Linked DNA regions of Homo sapiens: region 2 is linked to region 1. A link is an interaction called in ENCODE POLR2A ChIA-PET data of the cell type or tissue named here. Cell type or tissue: GM12878. All regions are shown on one strand. Each heading gives the region's core, and the rest is flanking DNA. Links, peaks and the distances in the headings are about the cores only. Region 1 overlaps STK33 (serine/threonine kinase 33). Region 2 has its middle 64 kb from the start of LMO1.

Region 1 (10,526 bases), core at 922-8,921:
TAGTTCTAAAAATAAAATGAAAACCTTAAGCCAAAGGAAGGCTCATGTATTAGTTAAGTACTGACATAATTTGAACTTATTTTATTTGCTTATATTATGTCCAGTACCTATGTATGTCCAATCTTTGGAGACACAAAGAAACATTATTGTATTAGAAGATTCTTTGGTTTTTGTAATACATATTTTTATATCTAAAGTCCTGTTTAAACATAATTCCATGATTCTATAGAAAAAGAGCTATTAATCTTTGTGTTTACATAAGTTTGCAATACTTGATTAATTTTAAGCCTCTAAAATATGAGTGACATCATTTGTCCTGTGAAATAGTAGATTTGTTTTAGTAACAAATCTTTCAGATCAATTCGTAAATGAGAAAGAAATAAATGTGAGTAAACATTTGTTCTATCTTGGTTTTTGTTTAAACTAAAATAATTAGAATTCAGCCAGCCAAAAAGAAGTTAAATTTGAAATCTAATTCTTGTCAAGAAATTTTGCATGCAGCTATTCAACCTGTTGTTTTAGAATTGCTGTGGTAAGAAAGTAGAACATTATTTTGGCAAATATAGCACTTGGTAGACTGGAGAGCAAAAATGAAACTTCTCAGTGAGTAATAGAAAGAAATCCTATGCTTTATGCATATAGCTACCAAGTACTTCTAAGGCAACTGATAAATTAGAAGACTGGAGCGAGAAAGTACTCAGAAGTCTGTGACAATGTCAGTGATATGATAATGACTTATTGAAAAATTGATGAAAATTAAAGGAAATGCTTTCTGAACAAAGCTAAGAAAAGAATAGCTGTTTTTAGATCCCCCAAAATCTATCTTAAAATGAAAATTTTAATATTTAAAGATTCCATTGAAAATTTGTGAATATATATATTTGTAAACCTTGAAGGATATGGTAAGTATGCTTTTAGGAGTACTGTTTATCATGAAAGAACTCAGCTGCAGTTAAATAAACCTGTACGTTACGAATACTTCTTACAATTTCTTATAAAAAGTACCATAAAATCAATATTCTTAATGTATGCAAAAAATGATGTTTTACACATCTGACATGGGACTTCTCTACACCTCAGAGAGAAAGCACTATTTTTCCCAAACAGAAAGCCTATCATTTGCAGATCTACTCCACTGCTCTGAGTCATTGATGGTTATGGGTTTTATATTTAACCTGAAATGCAAAACATTTTCTTCTAGGCCTGAAGTTAAATCATTTTGGAAAGTGATACAGGTACATTCTGAATTTTCTTTGTCTTGCTACATATTCTTGAAAAACCAGGTTAAGTGTTTATAAGAGATGTGTATGTGTGTGTGTGTGTGTGTGTGTGTGTGTGTGTGTGTATTTTGAGTGGCATCAGTTGCATTCTTTTCTTCCTCTGCCTGTCTGGAGGGCACTTTTAATGTACCTGTCCTCATACTCTCCATTATGAGTTTTAATCACAATAGAAATTTTTTTCCCACCACTTTGATGAAAGGTCATATTTATTGGGCAGACTTATCTATTCTATTTAATAATCTTATAATATACTATATACATTACCTGGGGTAAATGTAAGTACAGCATTTAGGATTTTAAAATCTATTTACAAATGAGACTGACCTGTAAATCCCCCTTTTGGGGAATACTACTATGGTCAGATTTTGGTTATTTTAAGTGAATAAAATGAACCGGATGGCTTTGCATGCTCTGAAACCATTTATATAAGAATCATCTGTTCAATAAAAGTAGGAGAGGACTCTGCTATGAAACTTCCTGAGTGAAATGATAAGTGGCATGAAGAAAAACAAAGCAAGGTAAGGGGGGAGAGGGCATGGGCTTGTTGTTTTAGATGAGGTGGTTAGGAAAGCCTTTCAAATGAGCAGAAGCCACAGTGAAGCATGGGAGCAGACCGTGTGAATGTTTGAGGGAAGAGCATCCCAGGCAGAGGAAGCAGAAGGGCAAAGCCTTGAGAAGGGAGTATACTTGGCATATTAGAGGAGCAGCAAGAGGCTACTGTATCTGAGAGAAAGGAGATATGAAAGCTGAGAGGTAGTGAAGAGTACGTTTATTTGGGACCGTATAGGCAAAATTCAACAAAATTTCTTTGTCATTTCTGTTTCTTAAGCTTACTCTTTAATTATGTTTTTCTATCTTTTAGATTTGACTGCACACTTAGTATATTTTTATCCTTTCTCCTCTGATTTTAATAAAGGTTTAAGAATATAAATTTTCTTTTAAGTGCAGCTTTGCCTGCATTCTGTTAAGCTTAATGGCCATAAGTCACATGGCTACCCCTAATCTAAAAGAGAAGCCCGGAAATGTAGGATGTTAATGAGCACATTGCTGCCCCAAAGAAGATCAGGATTCTGTTAGTAAGAAAGAATGAGAGGACAACTTTTAGGTAAACTACTAGCAATATCTTTTATAAAATCGTATGAGCCTGGCAGATTTTCCTGCCAATCACAATAGATAAGGATTTGATAAAAGCACAGCTTTCTGATTAGAAAACCAGGTATTTCTTTAATGAAATAAATATATTTAATTTCCTATTCTAGTCAAGTTTATTCCAGTTCAAAGGATAACAGTATATTGCATATATCCCCAGGTTTATCAATCTATGACTACAGAATCTACTTTTAAAGACTGTCTGAAATGGTATAGCATAAAACCATAATAATGTACTCCCAATTACTTCTGGAAGTTTCTCAAAGTACTCCTTTATATGTACTGCAGAGTGTATTTTTCTTCCTCCTCAACTGAGATCTTTCCAACTTGCCACCATGCAGCTGCCAATGGTCCTAGTTAAGTAAAATGCTGCCATACCTATTTTAGACTCAGGGAAAAATAGCACCCACTCATTTTTATTTTTGCTCAATATAAAAATGAGGATACTTATGAGGATACTTAAACTTTTAGGATTAGCTAGTTTTCTAAAAATCGAATTATTCACTCCTTTGTAAAGTATGTAATAGGAATTTGCTCTAATAATCAATAGATTAAGGTTTAAAATTTGAAACCATAGTAATGTATGTTTAACACCAATATTTTAAGCCTTTTTAAAAACCACAACCCACATTAAGAAATACATTTCATACTGTGATCAAGTACACACGCACACACACACTCTATACATATATGTCTGTCCAATTAAAAGTTTCACAGAAATTTCCAAGGAGGTATGCTAAATATTATCTCTTTGATTCTACTTTATTTTTAAAAAGTGGTATCAACCCACAAAATGGATTTCATAACCCACTACGCAGTTTGATAAGATGCTGTTTTAGACCATGCTTTTCACCAGTTTTGTGGTCCTATTTTGTCCTTTTCATGTCTATACAGGATGCTTCTAGTGCTAGTTGCTAGCTTTTCTCTGATTTCCAGGATGGTAATAGGTTAAGAATTTCTCTAAATGGTTATTTCTTTTCTTTCTGCAGCTCTCACGTGTGAATATGTGTCTAGTGCATCCTTAACCTGAGGACTTCACCAGTTCGAAATTACAGTTTTCACCATCAACTACCTTATCCTTTTTGGCCTGGTTTTCTTCCTCAAACAGTGGAAACATTTTTAAAGTTGCTTTTGTTGCAGAGTTAAACAAATGGCTGATAGTGGCTTAGATAAAAAATCCACAAAATGCCCCGACTGTTCATCTGCTTCTCAGAAAGATGTACTTTGTGTATGTTCCAGCAAAACAAGGGTTCCTCCAGTTTTGGTGGTGGAAATGTCACAGACATCAAGCATTGGTAGTGCAGAATCTTTAATTTCACTGGAGAGAAAAAAAGAAAAAAATATCAACAGAGATATAACCTCCAGGAAAGATTTGGTAAATATCAAAGATTCCACATCTAAGCACAAGTTGACATCCCGTTCCCTAATGGTACTCCTAGCTTCATCCATATCCCATGAGTTCTTGTTAGCTAATTCATTGCCTTCATAACTATTAAACATTTCTTTCTCACAGAAGAGGTGAGTAAATTTGGTTAGTAACTTGTTATATGATGTTTCAAACCACTGCCCAAATTAATTATTTCTCAGGACATGAGGTAATTAAACACGTTATACCAACTTCTTTTTTTAATGGTTTATACAGAAATGAATTGGTTTTCAAGTTGAATTAAATCTGAATTTTTGAGTATTTTCTTCAACTGATGGAGAATTAGATTTATAGTTGTGGTTAAGTAAAGGGTAGTTATGGCTTTGTTATTTAAGTTGTGGTTGTCTAGGTGGAATATCAACTATACTTTACAAAATCAGTTTGCATTAGTTACAAATAATCTATGGCTACCCAATTGTACTGATTTCGATGTATTCATCATTTTTTTTTTTTTGAATTGGAGTTTTGCTCTTGTTGCCCTGGCTGGAGTGCAATGGCACAATCTCAGCTCATCACAACCTCTGCCTCCTAGGTTCAAGTGATTTTCCTAGCTCAACCTCCTGAGTAGCTGAGATTACAGGAATGCACCACCATGCCCAGCTAATTTTTTTGTATTTTTAGTAGAGAGGGGGTTTCTCCATGTTGGTCAGGCTGGTCTTGAACTCCCGACCTCAGGTGATCCACCCACCTTGGCCTCCCAAAGTGCTGGGATTACAGGCATGAGCCACCGTGCCCAGCCATATTCATCTTTATATAGAATAGGCAGTGTGTAAGATTGTGGTTGATACAGCACAACTTTGGAGACAGAGCAATAAGCCTAAGAAAAGTCAGGTTCCCATTCCTCAAAATTTTGCCTTCTTCATATGTTCTCCCTTGACTGTTATTTCTGATTTGTATTATCATATAGTTACTGCCATATGGATGTATCTGAGTGAGTTGTTACTATGTTATTTTCACTCAAAGCATATTTTTGAGTGGCCAATAATTTACTTATAAGCTGTTTGATAATGGTTGTTAAATTGTGAAAGGAGAGTGATTGAGAAAGCTATAAAGTTGCTTTCTTTGATTTCAGAGAATCACTAGGTAAGCTTTGATGAATCTGCTATGCTGGTTATCATGTAGACTTTCCTGGATTCAGGGGATTGGATTGAATATCTTCTTAAGGTCTCCTTTAGCCTAATGAGCCAATGAATTGCATAGGGCTTAGAATTTGAAAAAGACAGTAAACAATCTTGTGCATAGTAAACATGGCACACGTTAAAGAGTTATCAGATTATCTAAATTAGGATTCTTTGTCAACAAAGAATATTACATCTTAAAGTTTTTTTTTTTTAATTTTTTTTTTGGTCCCAGCCCTCAAGAACCTCAAATGTAGAGAGAAAAGCATCTCAGCAACAATGGGGTCGGGGCAACTTTACAGAAGGAAAAGTTCCTCACATAAGGATTGAGAATGGAGCTGCTATTGAGGTATATAGAAAGCAAATGAAGCTACTGTGAACTTTCAGGTTTCTTCTAAGTCAATGGTTAATAGGAAAAATGATTGAAAAATAAATCTCTAAGGAAAGGAAGTAAAGAAAAGAGGAAATGTACCATTTTCAAGTATGTTAACATTTTTACTAAAGAAAATACAGATTAATTATCTTCTGTTTATGGAGGACCAAGTGGATTTTAATTAAAGTGGAGAACATTTTCATTAGCTAAAATGAGGATAGTTTCATCTTCAGGTCTTGGCCGTTGCTGAAAGCAATAGTGGAGTCTTTGTTTAGACCTTTTCATGATGCAGAGATGGACCAGGTAATTTTAGTTTGGCTGTTCACTTCCTTGATAGTGAGGCCAGAATCTCCCTCATGAGCTCCTCCATCTTTTCCATCCTGCGATTGGATAAATACCAATACTATTTTTCCAGGATTCAAATTATTATATAAAATAAGAATTAAATGTTAGAACAATAAAAAAATTAAAATGTGTGTTTTTAACATTAAAGAAACTGCAATAAGAACAACCACAACAAGAAGAAAATTGTGTTAATATTACCATTTAAATTGCTTTGGGGCACCACAAATTGCACCCATATAAGATGGTATACTTAATAAATGTATATGTTCTGATTGCTCAGCTGACTGACCACTCTTCATCTCTCTCCCTCTCCTTGGGCCTCCCTAGTCCCTGATACACAAAAATATTGAAATTAGGCCAATTAATAATCCTACAGTGGTTCAAGTGAAAGGGAGAGTTGCATGTCTTTCACTTTAAATCAAAAGCTAGAAATGATCAAGCCTGATGTCAAAACTTGTTTTAAAAGATATTTGGCAACTTACTTGAAATGATTAGAAAAGCTGCCTGGCCTGAAAAACTCTGACACACACACACACAAGTTTACCAAGTTTTAAATTTAGTCTTGGGCCAGGCATGATGGCTCATGCCTGTAATCTCAGCATTTTGAAAGGCTGAGGAAGGAGGATCACTTGAGGCCAAGAGTTTGAGACCAGACTGGGCAACATAGCAAAACTCCTTCTCTAAAAAAATTTTTAAAAAATTAGCAGGATATAGAGGCATTCGGCTGTAGTCCTGGCTACTGTGGGGTGCTGAGATGTGAGTATCACTTGAGCCCAGAAGTTTGAGGCTGCAGTGAGCTATGATCATACCACTGCATTCTAGCCTGGGCGACAGAGTGAGACCTTGTCTCCAAAAACAGTAAAATAAATAAATAATAAATTTAGTCTTAAGAGCTTTTATAAAAGCAAAATATGTTCATTGTGAAAAATTAGGCAAATATAAGTGTGGAGAAAATAAAAATTATCAACCAGATATAACCAATTTAAAAATTATTAACTTCACTTTTTCTATGCATGTACTAGTTTTATTTTATTTTTCTTTAACATTTTTCCTGTTTTAAATTAGAGGATATTTCAAATATATATACATATTTTAAAGAAGTAACTTTAACTTGGTATAGTTGAAGTTGAAGCTTCTATTCCCCCATAAAATATACTCATTTTAAATATTTTAAACATTTCAGAAGAGTATAAAGAAGGAAATTACAAGCATCCACAATTCTATTACCCTTACATAGCTACTATTAATATTTAGATGAACATTTTCACAGATATCCATGTAAGCACCTCCTCACACACACATTGTCATAATGAAATCATATCTTATATGCTTTTCACACTGTACACTATGTCATGGACTTCTTCTGTGTCAGTAAAAATAGATCTACATTATCATTTTAATAACATCCTTACACAATTATTAGAAATAAGAAACTGTTTTCTCCTTCATCACTATGTGTTAATATCAAAGCAGTTAGTTGAAGAAAGTGATTAGTTTGTAAAAAACTAGTTGGCCATTTCTCATTTTAGAATTCCTATTTAAACAGTATTGAATACTGTCTTCAAATTGTGGTTCTATTTAGAGAGAAAATAAAAGTTTAACTTTTAAAGAACAAGAAAAATTGGGGAAGTGGTTATGAAGAGATTATTTTGTAAATGAGAAAAGGGTAAATGACCATTTTAGTTGAGATTTAACTCACTTTACAAAATATAGGCATACTTCATCATATCATGCTTTGATTTATTGCACTCTGCAGATCTTGTGTTTTTTACAAATTTGAAGTTTTGGCAACTGTGTCAAGCAAGTCTGTTGGTGCCATTTTTCCAACAGCATGTGCTCATTTTGTGCCTTTGTGTCACATTTTGGTAATTCTCACAGTATTTCAAACTTTTTCTTCATTATTATATCTGTTGTGATCTGTGATCAGTGATTTTTGATGTTACTATTGTACTTGTTTGGGGGTGTCACAAATTGCACCCATATAAGATGGCAATAAGTGTTGTGTGCATTCTGATTGCTCCAGTGACTGACCATTCTTCCATCTCTCTCCCTCTCCTTGGCCCTTCCTAGTCCCTGAGAGACAATATTAAAATTAGGACAATTAATAACCCTGCAGTGTTTTAAGTGAAAGGAAGAGTCACATGTCTTTCACTTTAAATCGAAAGCCAGAAATGATTAAGCCTAATGAGGAGCGCATGTTGAAAGCCAAGATAGGCTGAAAGCTAGGCCTCTTGCACCATTTAACCAAGTTTTTAAAGAAAAAGAAAATTTGTTGAATGAAATTAAAAGTGCTATTCCAGTGAACACGTGAATGATAAGCAAAACAGCCTTATTGCTGATATGGAGAAAGTTTGATTTTGGAAAAGATCAAACCAAGCACAAGATTCCTTAAGCCAAAGCCTAATCCAGAGCAAGGCCCTGTTTTCAGTTTTGTGAAGGGGAGAGAAGTGAGGACATTGTAGGAGAAAAGCTTGAAGCTAGCACAGATTGGTTCAGGAGGTTTAAAGAAAGTAGCTGTCTCTATAACATAAAAGGTGGAAGCAGCAAGTGCTGATGTAGAAGCTGCAGCAAGTTATCCAGAAGATCTACCTAAGACATTGATAGAAGATGGCTACACTAAACAACAGATTTAAGCCTTAGAAGATGCTAACTAATCCTTTCATAGCTAGAGAGGAGTAATCAATGCTTGGCTTCACAGCCCCAAAGGACAGACTGACTCTCCTGTTAGTGACTAATGAAGCTGGTGACTTTAAGTTGAAGCCACTGCTCATTTATTGTTTTGAAATTCCTAGGGCCTTAAGAAGTTATGCTAAATTTGCTCTGCCTGTGCTCATTAAATAAAACAACAAAGCCTGAATGATAGCACCTTTGCTTACAGCATGGTTTACTGAAATTTTAAGCCCACATTTGAGACCTACTTCTCACAAAAATGTCTTCTTTCCAAATATTACTGCTCATTGACAATGCGCCTGGTCACCCAAGAGCTCTAATGGAGATGTACAAGATGAATGTTGTTTTCATGCCTGCTAACACAACATTCATTCTGTAGCCCATGGATCAAAGAGTGATTTCTGTTTTGTAGCCTTATTATTTAAGAGATAAATTTCATAAGGTTATATCTGCCACAGATAGTGATTCCTCTGATGGATCTGGGCAGATTAAGTTGAAAACCTTTTGGAAAGGATTCATCATTCTGGATGCCATTGAGAACATTTGTGATTCATGAGAGAAGGTCAGAATATCAACACTGATGGAGTCTGGTAAATGTTGATTCCCACCCTCATGGAAGACTTTGAAGGGTTCAAGTCTTAAGTGGATAAAGTAACTATAGATATAATGGAAACAGCAAGAGAACTAGAAGTGGAGCCTGAAGATGGGACTGACTTTTTGCAGTCTCACGATAAAACATGAATGAGTGAAGAATTGCTTCTTATGGATGAGCAAAGAAAGTGATTTCTTGAAATGGAATATACTCCTAGTGAAGATGCTGTGAATATTTTTGAAATGACAACAAAATTTAGAATATCACATAAACTTAGTTGATAAAGCAGTGGCAGGGTTTGAGAGGACTAACTTCAGTTTTGAAAGAAGTTCTGCTGTGAGTAAAATGCTATCAAACAGCATCACATGCTACAGAGAAATATTTTATGAAAGGAAGAGTCAATTGATGCACCAAACTTCATGGTTGTCTTATTTTTAGAAATTGTCACAGCCACTCCAGTCTTCAACCACCACTACCCTAATCAGTCATCAGTCATCTACATGGAGGCAGGACCCTCCACCAGCAAAAAGATTACAATTGCATTGTTATGTTTGTTCGCATTTTTTTTTGCAATGCAGCATTTTAAAATTTTGTGTACATTTTTAGACATAATGCTATTGCAGTTAATAGATTATAATATAGTGTAAACATAACTTTTATATGCTTTATTGCAATTTTTGCTTTATGGTGGTGGTCTGGAACTGAATACACAATATCTCTGAGGTATCTCTGTATACAGTTGAGAGTTGCATATAAATATAAGAATAAAATTATGTTTTGTACTATTTTATAATTAAGTTTTCTGACTTTAATTCTATTATGTGCTATTAAGTGGTATCAAGGAAGAGAGAAGAGCTAGGTTTTTTTAAGAGATACAAAAGAAACAGCACCTTTAGGAGCTTTTAGACCATCTTGGAAGAAAAAAAAATAAGCCAAAAGGTTTGTAAACAAAAAAGCAATAATATTGTTTGAGGACCAATGCATACATGGTGAAAGGAGTAAAAATAACAGAACAGACACAATTGTGTTAAACAAGGAAGCCCTTCATGAAGGAGGTGAGTAATTAGTTGGGCGTTGAATTTTCTGTTACAAAAGAAGGGAATGTAAGCATTAGAAAATACGAAGACAAGCCTCTAATTTACCTGTTGCATGGTGATATGGTTTGGTTTTGTGTCCCCACCCAAATCTCATCTTGTAGCTCCCATAATTCCCATGTGTTGTGGGAGGGACCCTATGGGAGATGATTGAATCATGGGGGCAGGTTTTTCTCATGTTCTCATGATAGTGACTGGATCTCATAGGATGTGATGGTTTTAAAAATGGGAGTTTCTCTGCACAAACTCTGTCTTTGCCTGCTTCCATCCACGTAAGATGTGACTTGCTCCTCCTTGCCTTCTGCCATGATTGTGAGGCCTCCCCAGCCATGTGGAACTGTAAGTCCAATGAACCTCTTTATTTTGTAAATTGCCCAGTCTCGGGTATGTCTTTATCAGCAGTGTGAAAATGGACTAATACAGTAAATTGGTACCAGAAGTGGGGTGCTGCCAAAAAGATGCCCACAAATGTAGAAGTG
Region 2 (10,526 bases), core at 1,682-9,681, 150 kb after region 1:
AGCATTAATACCATGTGAGGGCCCACAGAGTCCCAGATGTGGCAAGTAGGCTGCAACATTTCCCCAGGACTCTCGTTGCCAGCAGGGTTCCCATGGCAGGGTTGCTGAAGCTGGGGCTTGGCCTGACATGAAGCCTAAGGTCATGGAGATGATACTGGGCAGCCACATCCATCCAGTATGTCCCATGAAGTCAAACTTCACCCAGCCTGGGCCTGTGGGATACCCTCTGCAGAGAGCAGGTGCCATGCTGTGTCCACTCTGCTGAGACAGCAGGCCGCTCACTTGAGTTGGAGACCCATAGGCAGGCAGGCCCCTCCTGCGCTTCTTTCAGATGTGCACAGTGGGGTCCAGAATGGGGAAGTGAATTGCCAGAGGACTCGCATTAAGGAAGTGGCAGCTTGTCACAGTGTGTACATGATAGTCTAGGACAGTGTGGCTGGGGCTGGGTGGCTAGCAAGGGGGAGTAGGAAGGGTGAGGCCAAGAGGGCAAGTCCACAGGCCCAAATGCCAGGCACCTGGGTCCGGGACTGGCCCAACTTGCTCAGCCTCCATGCTGGGGTCCCTAGACTGGCCCCCACCCTTCCTTTTCCAGCCACCACTGCCCTGTTCTAGCTCAGATCTGGAGGATGGAGATTTTGGTCAGTCTGGTAATGATTCATTTGTGTCCCTGAATTGGAACAATCCAATGGCCTCTCCGGGCCTCCATTTGTACACTTGCTTATGGGGGAGGTGACTCACCGGCCTCTCCCTGTCAGAGGCACCACTGCAGCTGAGCCCCTGCAGAGAACCTAAGCGGGTGGTGGGAAGGACTGTAGGAGGGTGAGCAGTGGCAAAGCCCTCAGTCTGGTAAGGAGGGCTGGCCCACAGAGAGGTCTCTCTGGGCTGAGGCATCCCTGTGCTCTCTCCCTGTGCCCTCCAGCCTCTGCTGCCCCCCCCCCCAAGCTGGCCTGGACCCTGGGGATCTGCCCCACCAGGTACCTCAGAAGGCCCCTGGCCAGAGCTGCATCATGGGAAGGCCCCATGGCCAGCAGATGGGACAGAGAGAGGTCTGGCTTTAGTAGGGACTGCTTGATCCCAAACACAGAGTGATGTGGTCCAGAATGGTCCTCAGCATGTTCTAGGTGGTCCTGTCCCACCCACTCAGGTCCTGCCTCCTTTTCTCCTGTTTTTGTAGGCAATCTGGAGATATCTCAAGCCCAGGGAAATCAATCTGCAACCTCAGAACAGGCAGGTCCCACAGAGGACAGTCACCCCCTCAGAAGGATAGCAAGTAATGACAACAAGCACAGCTAGTACTTCCTGTGTGTCAAATGTGGTTCTGAATGCTGTACACTGATGAACTCATGAATCCTCCTACCAGAACCATGATGAGATACTCTTGTTATTATTCCCATTTTGCAGATTAGAAAATTGAGGCATGGAGAGGCTGAATAACTTGGTTAAGGTCACCCAGATAGTGAATGGCAGAGTAAGAGTTCAAACCCAGCCAGCCTGGCTCCAGAGCGTTCTGGTGGTCCAGCAGATGTCCTAGACCTATATCTAGTGGCTACTAGTGCCCAGCATCCAACCTTGGTACCAGCTCCCACTCCCAATAAGGTCAGGCTGAGGTGCAGATTCCTAGACAGAGGGATTCTCCTGATAGGGGCCAGTCCTGGAGAACCTGTTGGGTCTTGAGGCCATACGCTGAAGTGTCCCATGCTCTGTGAGAGATGGGGGAATGGAGGACAGAGAGAGGGCAGTGGACACAGGGCATTGACTCAGGTTTGGGGAAGACTCCAAAGAGCATGGGGCTGACCCAGTAAACACCTGCCGTGTGCCAAGCACTGTGCCTGGCACTTCGCCCACGGTATTTCACGGAAGTCTCCCAGTAGCCCTGCAGGGTAGGAATTACTGTCTTCATTGAACTGAACTATGATGGAGACTGAGAAAGGTTAAGTAACTTGCCCAAGGTCACCCCGCTAATAAGGAGCACAGCCAGATTTCAAGTCGGCTCTATCTGGTTTTACAGGGTCCATGATGCCATGGTGCCAGAGAGGGGCGGGTGGGGAGGAGGGACGGAGGAAGAGTGGGAAGGAAGGTGAGAACTTAGATCACATACCCGAGAGAGCACCGATGGTGGCCCTTCTCCAGCTCGGCAGAGCAGGGCACGCCAGGAAGTCACACTCGGAGCTGGAGGGCACTGGGTCAGTCTGGCTCACGGCCAGATGGGGATTCTTAAGAAAGAAAAAAAAAAAAAGAAAGAAAGAATGCAAACTTTAGCAGCTGCAGATGGGGATTCTTAAGAGAAGTAGAGACCCAACCTGTGGGAGGTGGGAGGGTGGAGGCAGGAGGCAGGGGGCTGCGGGGATTGACCTCCTCACTTCTGGGTTGCCACTCGAAGCTTGCTCCGGGCAACGACCCTGCTGCTTCCCAGAGGGAAACTGTAGCCCACAGACCAGGAGAGAAGCCAAAGCACCTGCTCCACGTCCACATCACCCCAGGCTTCTAGCCCCCAGGGGCTTCATCAGTGCTTCAGTGCTCTCTCCCATCCCCCACTCCCCATGTCCCTCGTGATCCGAACTCCTAGGGCTCCGTGTCCCACAGGTCACCACTTCCTGCGTCTCGGGTTCCCACGTCCTATGGCCCGTCCTGGGAGCGGAAGGGTTACGGCTTCTGCTACTGAGTGGAGGCTGCTGTTCCCCAGCGTTAAGCAGCTTTAGTGTCTCCTACCCCAGCCCTGATTTAAAATTCATAAATGCTAATCCTTCATAATTTACGGTTTAAAAGCAGCCCCACTCACAGGCCCCGTGGCTACAGCTCTGTCAGAGTAATTATGCCGCCAAGCTGAAATTGGACTACTAACTGAGATATTAAACTGGGGGGGGGGGAAATCCTCGCGCTGGCAGCCGACCCAATTATTCCAAATAAGCAAACAGATTAGTGAGTAATTTTCCAGTTAAATTTGGTGATTGGTGCCAGAATTGTATGTTAAATATTCAGAAGTAAATAGATTAAAGATGAAATGTGCCCCCCTCCCTTTTTCCAGGCTTAATTTACTGTGTGTATTAAAATTTTTTCATGAGGAGAAAAAAAGTGAAAAATGATAATTAAAAAAAATCCAAATAAACCCCTCTGGGCCTCCTGGTGTAGCATGGCAGAGGCCAGGCCCTCCAGCCTCCTTGACTTCCTAGCGCTCCAGGGCAGGGCCAGCTACCTCCCCTGGACCCAAACTCCAACCCTCCCCAGGGGAGAGGCAAAGAGGATGTAAGATTCTGGGAACCTGGATGGGCTGGGGACCTCCCGGCCCCTGTGCGCTGGGGTTGTATTTCTTTACAAAGAGAAATCCCAAATCTATTAGCCCTAAAGTCAGACAGAGCTGAGAAAATGCAGGCAGGGGTGGAGGGAAGAGAGGCAGTTCTCGAGTGGGCACTCGAGGCCCCCGGGGTGCTGGGCTCCTCCTGGCACAGAGTGCTGCCTGGTTCTCAGTGACCAAGTGCCCAGGGCTAGGACCCAGGCCACCGGACACCAGCATGCCGTCCTGGCCTGGCTGTAGCCGCTGGTCTGCCGTCCTGGGGTGGGGGTGCTGAACAGTGGCTGTCCCCAGCACACTTGCCTGGCCAGGCTTTGCCACTGCTCACCCTCCTACAGTCCTTCCCACCTCCCGCTTAGGTTCTCTGCAGCGGCTCAGCTGCAGCAGTGCCTCTGACAGGGAGAGGCCGGTGAGTCACCTCCCCCACAAGCAAGTGTAAAAACGGAGGCCCGGAGAGGCCATTGGATTGTCCCAATTCAGGGACACAAATGAATCATCGGCTGCTCAGCCTGTGCTCTCTCTGCCGCCCCCTAGAGGACCTGGGCTTCTGGCACAGGCTCACCCTGGGCAGGTGGGCAGAGCCACACAGGAACAGGGGCAGAACAGGGAAGGAAGACTTGTGCCAGGCCAGGAGTGAGCAGAGAGGATGGGGAGGGGGTGGGGGGCACACCTAGGCCCAGCCTAGGAAGAAGATATGGGGAAAAGGGACTGCGGGTGGTGAGGGGCAGGTGAGGCCGATAGGCTCTAGGAAGGGCCTGGCACCAACCTTGGACACAGCCTCCTCCAGGGCAGCCCCTCATCCTCCCTTTGTCTCAGGGATCCCCTTCTTGTCAGTTCCAAATCACAAAGCACTGAGAATGTGGATGGAAGGGGAGATGAGAAATACGAGGAGTGGCGTCACCCTCTCCAGGGACCCCACTTCCCTGTCTTTCAGAGGCATCTCTGTGGCCCCAGCCATGCTGAGAGGACTCCCTGTCCTCTTGGGGTTGCAGAGAGCTCTCTTCTTCTCCTTTAGCCTCTGAGTGGCATGCCTGAGGGACAGGGGACGGTTCCAACCACCCCTTCCCAGCCTGGACATGCTGCACCTGTAATCCTAGGAAAGCCTCGCCCGGGCCACCAGGACAGCACCTCATGTAAACCCAAGACATGCAGGCAGGCCTCTGAGCCCACAGATCAGTCACAGGAAGATAGTGTGGGCAGACAGAAAGGGCATGTTTGTCCTGTCCTTGGTACCTGTCCAGCTCAGCCTTCTCTGAACCACTAGGCTACTGGTTCTCAAACAGGGCATATGAGAACCGCCTGAGACTCTTTCACAAAATGCATACAACCCCTACCCCCTCACACACATGTGGAATCCCCTATGGGTTATTAACCAGCTTACACAATGCAGTGAGGATTGCCACTCCTAGACTAATGACTTGCAGGTTTTAAAAAGTGGCCAAACCCTTTTTCAAAACAAATCTTTTGTATAAGCCCATTATGCAAAGCAGATAACAGCTTGGGGTAAGTGTCTTTATTTGCCACTCCCCTTCCCTTTCCCCACATTCTGAGTCATCTCAGGGGTTGGGGGAACCCCTAGAATTCTGCCAGAGAGCAGCTGCCCAGCACTAGGAAGCCAAGCCTCTAGTTTGTGGTCCCTGGATTGGTTCCTCCCAAGTAGCCTCCTTTATCAGTGGCTCCAGTGAGCCGAATGTGCTGTCGTGTCCTGGGTTGGCAAGGGATTGGAGGCAGAGCCAAGCCCATCCAAGTGCCGCTGAGGACAGCTGCTAAGGCCAGGAGGGCTGGTCCAGCTGGTGGTCAGCTATGGCCCCACTCTCTTTCTCAGAAAGTTTACAACCAACTTCTCTGAGAGTTCCCAAAAAGAGTGGCCAGTTAGGATTAGAGAGTGAATGGGCCTTAGCCTGAGATCCGTACCCTTCTAGTCATCCTTTCTGCAAGTAGAAGCCTTCCCTGGCTTCTTTCCTTTGGGACCAAAGCAACAAAGTCCTTCTCAGGCCTTCGGGAAGATGGGAAGGGGAAGAGGGGCCTGGGTCCTTGTCTTTACATCTTGGGATCCGACCAGGGTCCAGGGGACCCAAGGTATGCAGACACCTCAGGTTTTATTTTTTCTTTCTCTAGGAAAAAAGTTCCCAAATAAAACAATATTACTGAAAACATTTACTGAGCACCTGCTGTGTGTGGCCAGCATGGGGGACACGGCACTCTGACTTACTCATTGTCCCTCCCATTTGCAGACGCCCCCAGGTGTACCTGGTAACTTTTTTGACTGAGAGAAAAAGTTCCCACTTCGTTCCACAAGTGCCTGGCTCAGCTGAGTCCTGGCCTGTCCCCACCTGTCGTAGTGAACAGAGCCACATAGAAACAGGCCCTCCATTTCTGCCTCCTCACTGATCTGTTCTGGATTCACTATGAACACCATTTGACTTGGAAAACTACAGGTTATCCCTTCACTAACCTCCAGTAGTTGTTGTTGCTGGTTTTAAACTGCTTTCTATTTAAGACTTTCCAAAAGGACCAAACTTTGTTTCCCGTGAGGATTTAAACATCAGATAACAACCAAATGCATCAGAACACAGCTGGTGAACAGAGGTAGCAAGTGGCTACTGGACCAGGTGCTGTGACTCTGGAGCCGCGACTGGATTTCTTTCCGCAGAAGCCCCAGCCTTTTACTATACAATTACGGTGGGGACCAAGACCCCCATGGATGGCTGAAGAAAGCCTGTGCCATCACAGGGCAGGCTCTCTGTGCTGAGCTCCTTGCTAGACCTCTAGGGGACAATTCCCCTATGATGGGAAATTCTTGCCATAGAGAATCCACTCTGTCAGAACACAAACAGGGACACACAAATGCACATGCACTTCGTGCATGCTCATGTATGTACGTAAACAGATCCATACAGGGACACCCACAAAAGCAAACACACACAGGCACATACACATGCACACACACACACACACACGCACACACCCACACAAAATCCCCTAGACCTTTCCAAACACTTGGGCTATGGGAATGGGGCAGTGGCATGCTACTAAATCAGTTCTCCAGGTGGGGAAAAGGTCCTGGTTTACAGTGTTTGCCAATTTCCTTGATGTAAATGCCCCCACAGTGGCAGATTTTAAACAACTAATAGTTTAATAACTGACTCAAAAAATTCCTGAATATTTTCCAATTGTCTCTTATTGACTCCAACAAACTGCTGTCTTCAGGACCCCGTCCCAGGTCCGATTGCTGTAGGAGGGACCTGGTTGAGGTGGTCTGAGCAGATGGGAAAGCAAGGCGGGGTGTTGGCCTGGAGCAGGCCAAACCTGGTTGTCAGGGAGGAGGGTCGTTGAGTGCCGGGTTGCATAAGGATTCCACAAGCCCTGGGAGGCTTCAAGGGGCCTGCTTAGACTCTGAAGGGAGGAGCTACAGTCAGGTGGATGGTGTTGCTGGGCTGATGAATGACATTATCACAGCCACCCCAGGAGGATGTAGGCTCCCTATCACTGGAGGTTGGAAGCGGGGCCAGAGGACCACTCAGCTGGGATCCCAGGGAATAGTTCACAACTGCCTTCTCTTCCCCTCTCCCAGGAGCCTGCATGCAGGTCTTTTGCCCCTGAATCATACCACAGAGTAAGGAAGGGCGTGGGTTGTTCTTGGCCAACCTTCTGGAATTAGGAAACCCAGTTCCCACTGGTAAAGCCGGGCTGCCTGGCCTGCCCTCATGTGACACCAGGGACCACTTGCTGCTTGCAATGGGCTTAGCTGAGAGCCAGGCCCCCCCCTCTGTTTTCTGGCTTCTGTGCATGCCCTTTGTTGGCCTGGTGGGAGGGGCGTGGGCATCCTCTGGCTGCAGCAGCCTGGCTCTGGCTATTCTATGTCCTTACCAGGCCCATGTTCCCAAGAAGTGACCTTTCTAACATGATCCCGGGCCCCTGAACTTCCATTGCCTCGGAAGGCAAGTTCTCAGCTGAGAGGCTCACAAATAGATATATGTATGTGATGATGAGTACAGGAGTGTGGGCATGTGTGTGAAAGAAAAATAATTTTTAAAAATAGAAAAATAAGCCAGGCATGGTGGCTCACTCCTGTAATCCCAGAACTCTGGGAGGCCGAAGCAGGAGGATTGCTTGAACCCAAGAGTTTGAGACCAGCTTAAGCACAAAGTGAGACCTCTGTCTCTACAAAAAGAATACACAAATTAGCTGGGCATGATGGTGTGCACCTGTAATCCTAGCTACTCAGGAGGCTGAGGTAGGAAGACTGCTTGAGCCCAGGAGTTTGAGACTGTGGTGAGCAAAGATTGTGCCACTGCACTGTAGCCCGGGTGAGACTCTGTTTCAAAAAAAAAAAAAAAAAAAAAAACGAAAAGAAAAAAAGAAAAAAAAACAACTGTCATCTTACTGAGCACTTATTTTAACAAACAAGGCAGAATAGTACAATGATTATGAACGAAGATCTTGAAGCCAGACTACCTGGGTAGCCTGCTTCTTCCGTTTACCAGCTATATGATTTGGGGCAAGTTCTTCTTGGCTCAGAGCCTCAACTTCTCCATCTGTAAAATGGACATAAGAGTAGGACCTGTCTTATAGTGATGGGAACTAAACACACTGATATGGAAGGAAAGCACTGAGAATAGTACCTAGCACAAAGTAAGCACAATAAAAAGTGTTAGTTGCTTTTATTATTATCATTATCCAATAGCTCTGCACTACAAATTTGGAGATTTATTTAATTTAATCCTCACGATGGTACCATGAAGTTGGTGCTATTACTGTCCCCCTTTTGTAGACAAGGAGTCAGAAGTTCAGAGGTTAAATAACTTGCCCAATGTCCCACAGGGGTAAGTGGCATAGCCAAACCTCCAACTCTTAATTCCTGGAGTCACCTCACTGAAGGTCCTAACAGCAACCTAAGCCACAGGTAGGACACAATTAGTCTTTTTCAATGGGCAAATCCATAAAAACAGAGCCCACAGAGATCCATCCACCCCTGAAATCTGCAATAAATAGCAATGATAGAGCTTTCTCTTGTTTACTCCATCATGGCCACGGCAAAGGAGAAGCCAGAACAAACGGTGGGACAGCCACGAAAGGGCCTGCCTTGTTTTGCACCCCACGTGCCTCATCTGTCATCCTGCACAGATAAAAAGGCCCTTTGCCACCTAGTACCCAGGCATGAGGATATTTGGGATGGGAACCTGTCTCTGCCGGCAGGGACTCCATGTGGTTAAGACTGGGACATACATAGCTGTCTCTGATCTTATTTCAAGATGTTTTTTCCTTTAGCCATTGGTCAAAAGTTAATCCTTGACCCCATTCTAGATGGGGGCACCTCCATCTGTGTGATGTTGCTGATTGGGTGGTGGTATTTGTCACGGGCATCCATACGGGTGATCTCCAAACTGTCTTGCTTATTGTGCATGTGATTGCTAAAGTCTTCGGGGCACATGCACCCTGCATTAGAGAACACTGATCCAGTCAGGAACCATTACATAATTTTCTGAGACTGGTGCAAAATGAAAATGTGGCCCCAGGCCCAGATTTGGGAAGTCAGCCTCCCCTTTTCAGAGGCCCGTCACCACAACCCACAGCTGGTATGTGACCCCCAGGGATTACGACCTCCATGTCAGAGCTTGCTCAGTACCTGATTCTGGGATGAGGGAGAGGCCCCCATGGAGCTGACTGTGGAACACACCTTAGTTTCTCAGACCAGGGTGGATGGCTGCCACCTTGCCCCACCCTAGAAGCTGTGGGCACACACCTGGTCTTCCCTGCTTCTTTGCACGGAACACTGCCAGGGTGGAAGGTGACCGTGGAATGGGAGCCTTTCCTTGCCACTCTGACGGACCCTGCCTGGTGTGGAGGGCGGTGGCAGGCACAGCCCTAGGACAAGGAGGCTGAGGAGGCTGGGGCACTAGGTGGGAGGAATTAAGCCACTGAGAAGTCCTCCCTTCCAGGGAGGTAGTGGGAAGTAGGACTGTGCTCCAAGCCCGGGCACAGCCTCCATGTCCCATCAGGCTTCGCCACAAAACACACATTCAAAGATAAGATGATAAGAATTTCAAGCTGGCAACTGCAGGGCATGAAACTCTAAGCACGGGGCCCTTCTAGGAATGGGCCGCCACATCCAGGGCACAGCTCTCTGTTCAACAACCAAGTCCCACAGACCTGCACTCAAATGCCTCCCCTTTTCCAGGCCCCCTGAATCGTCGTTCCCCTGACCAGCTAGACGAGTCCCCCTCACTTACAGAATGAAGTCCTCACTCACTGCCCTCTGTGATGAGAGCTGGTTTCCTCCCCAGTCTCATCTGCCCCCTCCCACCCCACCCCTGTGCCCAGCCATGCCAAGAGATCTCATTGCCCTATGCCGCTCCTTTCTGCCTCTCCTCCTTTGCCTGTGCTGTCATCTGCTGAATGTCCTTCCCCACTGGCACCTGGAATGCTCCTAGTCGACCCCAAGAGTTTGTCTACTTTGCCACTAGCCTGGTGGAGTCTTTCCTGACCTCCAGGAAGAGGTGAAGATGGTTCCTTTTCTTTTGTCTCATTGCGCCTTATGCATGAACCTATTATAACACCTACTACATTTGTCCACCTATTTATTCAATATAGATTTGTGGAGCTTCTATTGTATTCGGTGTCAGCCTGGCTGACACTCTCTATTAGTCTGACTCTCTCTTGAGGGATAACCAGCCCCAGCGGTCATTGTCTGAGTTCTAGTCATCTTCATATCTTCAGAGCCTGGAGGCAAGTAATAAATATCTGTTGAATTAAAGAATGAATGAATGAATGAATATCTACTAGGGCCACCTCCAAGTCCCATATCTACTAGTATTTAGAGCCAACACATTGAACCAGTGTCTGGTTGCAAAGCCTTGCAGGCATGAAATAGGGGCCTTATTGGGGTGGGGTGGGCATTGAGGAGTAGGGTGATTGGGACAAGGCCGCAGAGGCCAGGGAGGCAACAGAAGAAAAGATGGGCAGATGCCAGAGCAGGCAGGGTCTGGAATGCCCAGGTAAGGATTTTGCACCTGACTCTGGAGGCAATGGGGGCCACTGAAGTTTTCACTGAAGGACCTTTGGCTCCTGTCGTAGGATGGGTTAAGGCAGCAGTCCCCAACATTTTGCCACCAGGGACTGGTTTCATGGAAGACCGTTTTTCCACAGATCGGGTAGGGAGTGGTGTAGGGTGGATGGTTTGGGTATGAAACTGTTTCACCTCAGATCATCAGGCATTAGATTCTCATAAGAAGTG

Evidence for each region. ChIA-PET counts read pairs that join two places held together with the same protein. Peaks named below come from ENCODE experiments on the same cell type or tissue, not always from the same donor. Only the 100,000 strongest peaks of a DNase experiment are listed, where the experiment ranks them.
Region 2: POLR2A ChIA-PET joins it to region 1 with 5 read pairs; 3 of 35 experiments call an interaction of 5 or more read pairs at or near these places.

What each region holds. Positions count from the first base shown.
Region 1 is chr11:8,467,959-8,478,484 of GRCh38, reverse strand. It overlaps STK33 (serine/threonine kinase 33), which reads left to right. Exons shown (of 16, transcript NM_001352389.2): 3 at 1,202-1,235; 4 at 1,734-1,798; 5 at 3,419-3,804; 6 at 5,209-5,322. The coding sequence starts at 3,580. Among named protein-coding and RNA genes, the nearest start is that of STK33, 120 kb to the left of the region's middle. In GM12878, for the core only: no CTCF peak of the experiment used is centred there; no DNase peak of the experiment used is centred there.
Region 2 is chr11:8,322,242-8,332,767 of GRCh38, reverse strand. No RefSeq gene overlaps it. Among named protein-coding and RNA genes, the nearest start is that of LMO1, 64 kb to the right of the region's middle. RefSeq lists enhancers at 3,672-3,966, 6,355-6,940. In GM12878, for the core only: a CTCF peak has its summit at 3,812 (motif pointing left); DNase peaks (open chromatin) are centred at 3,767 and 4,757; H3K27ac peaks cover 517 bases.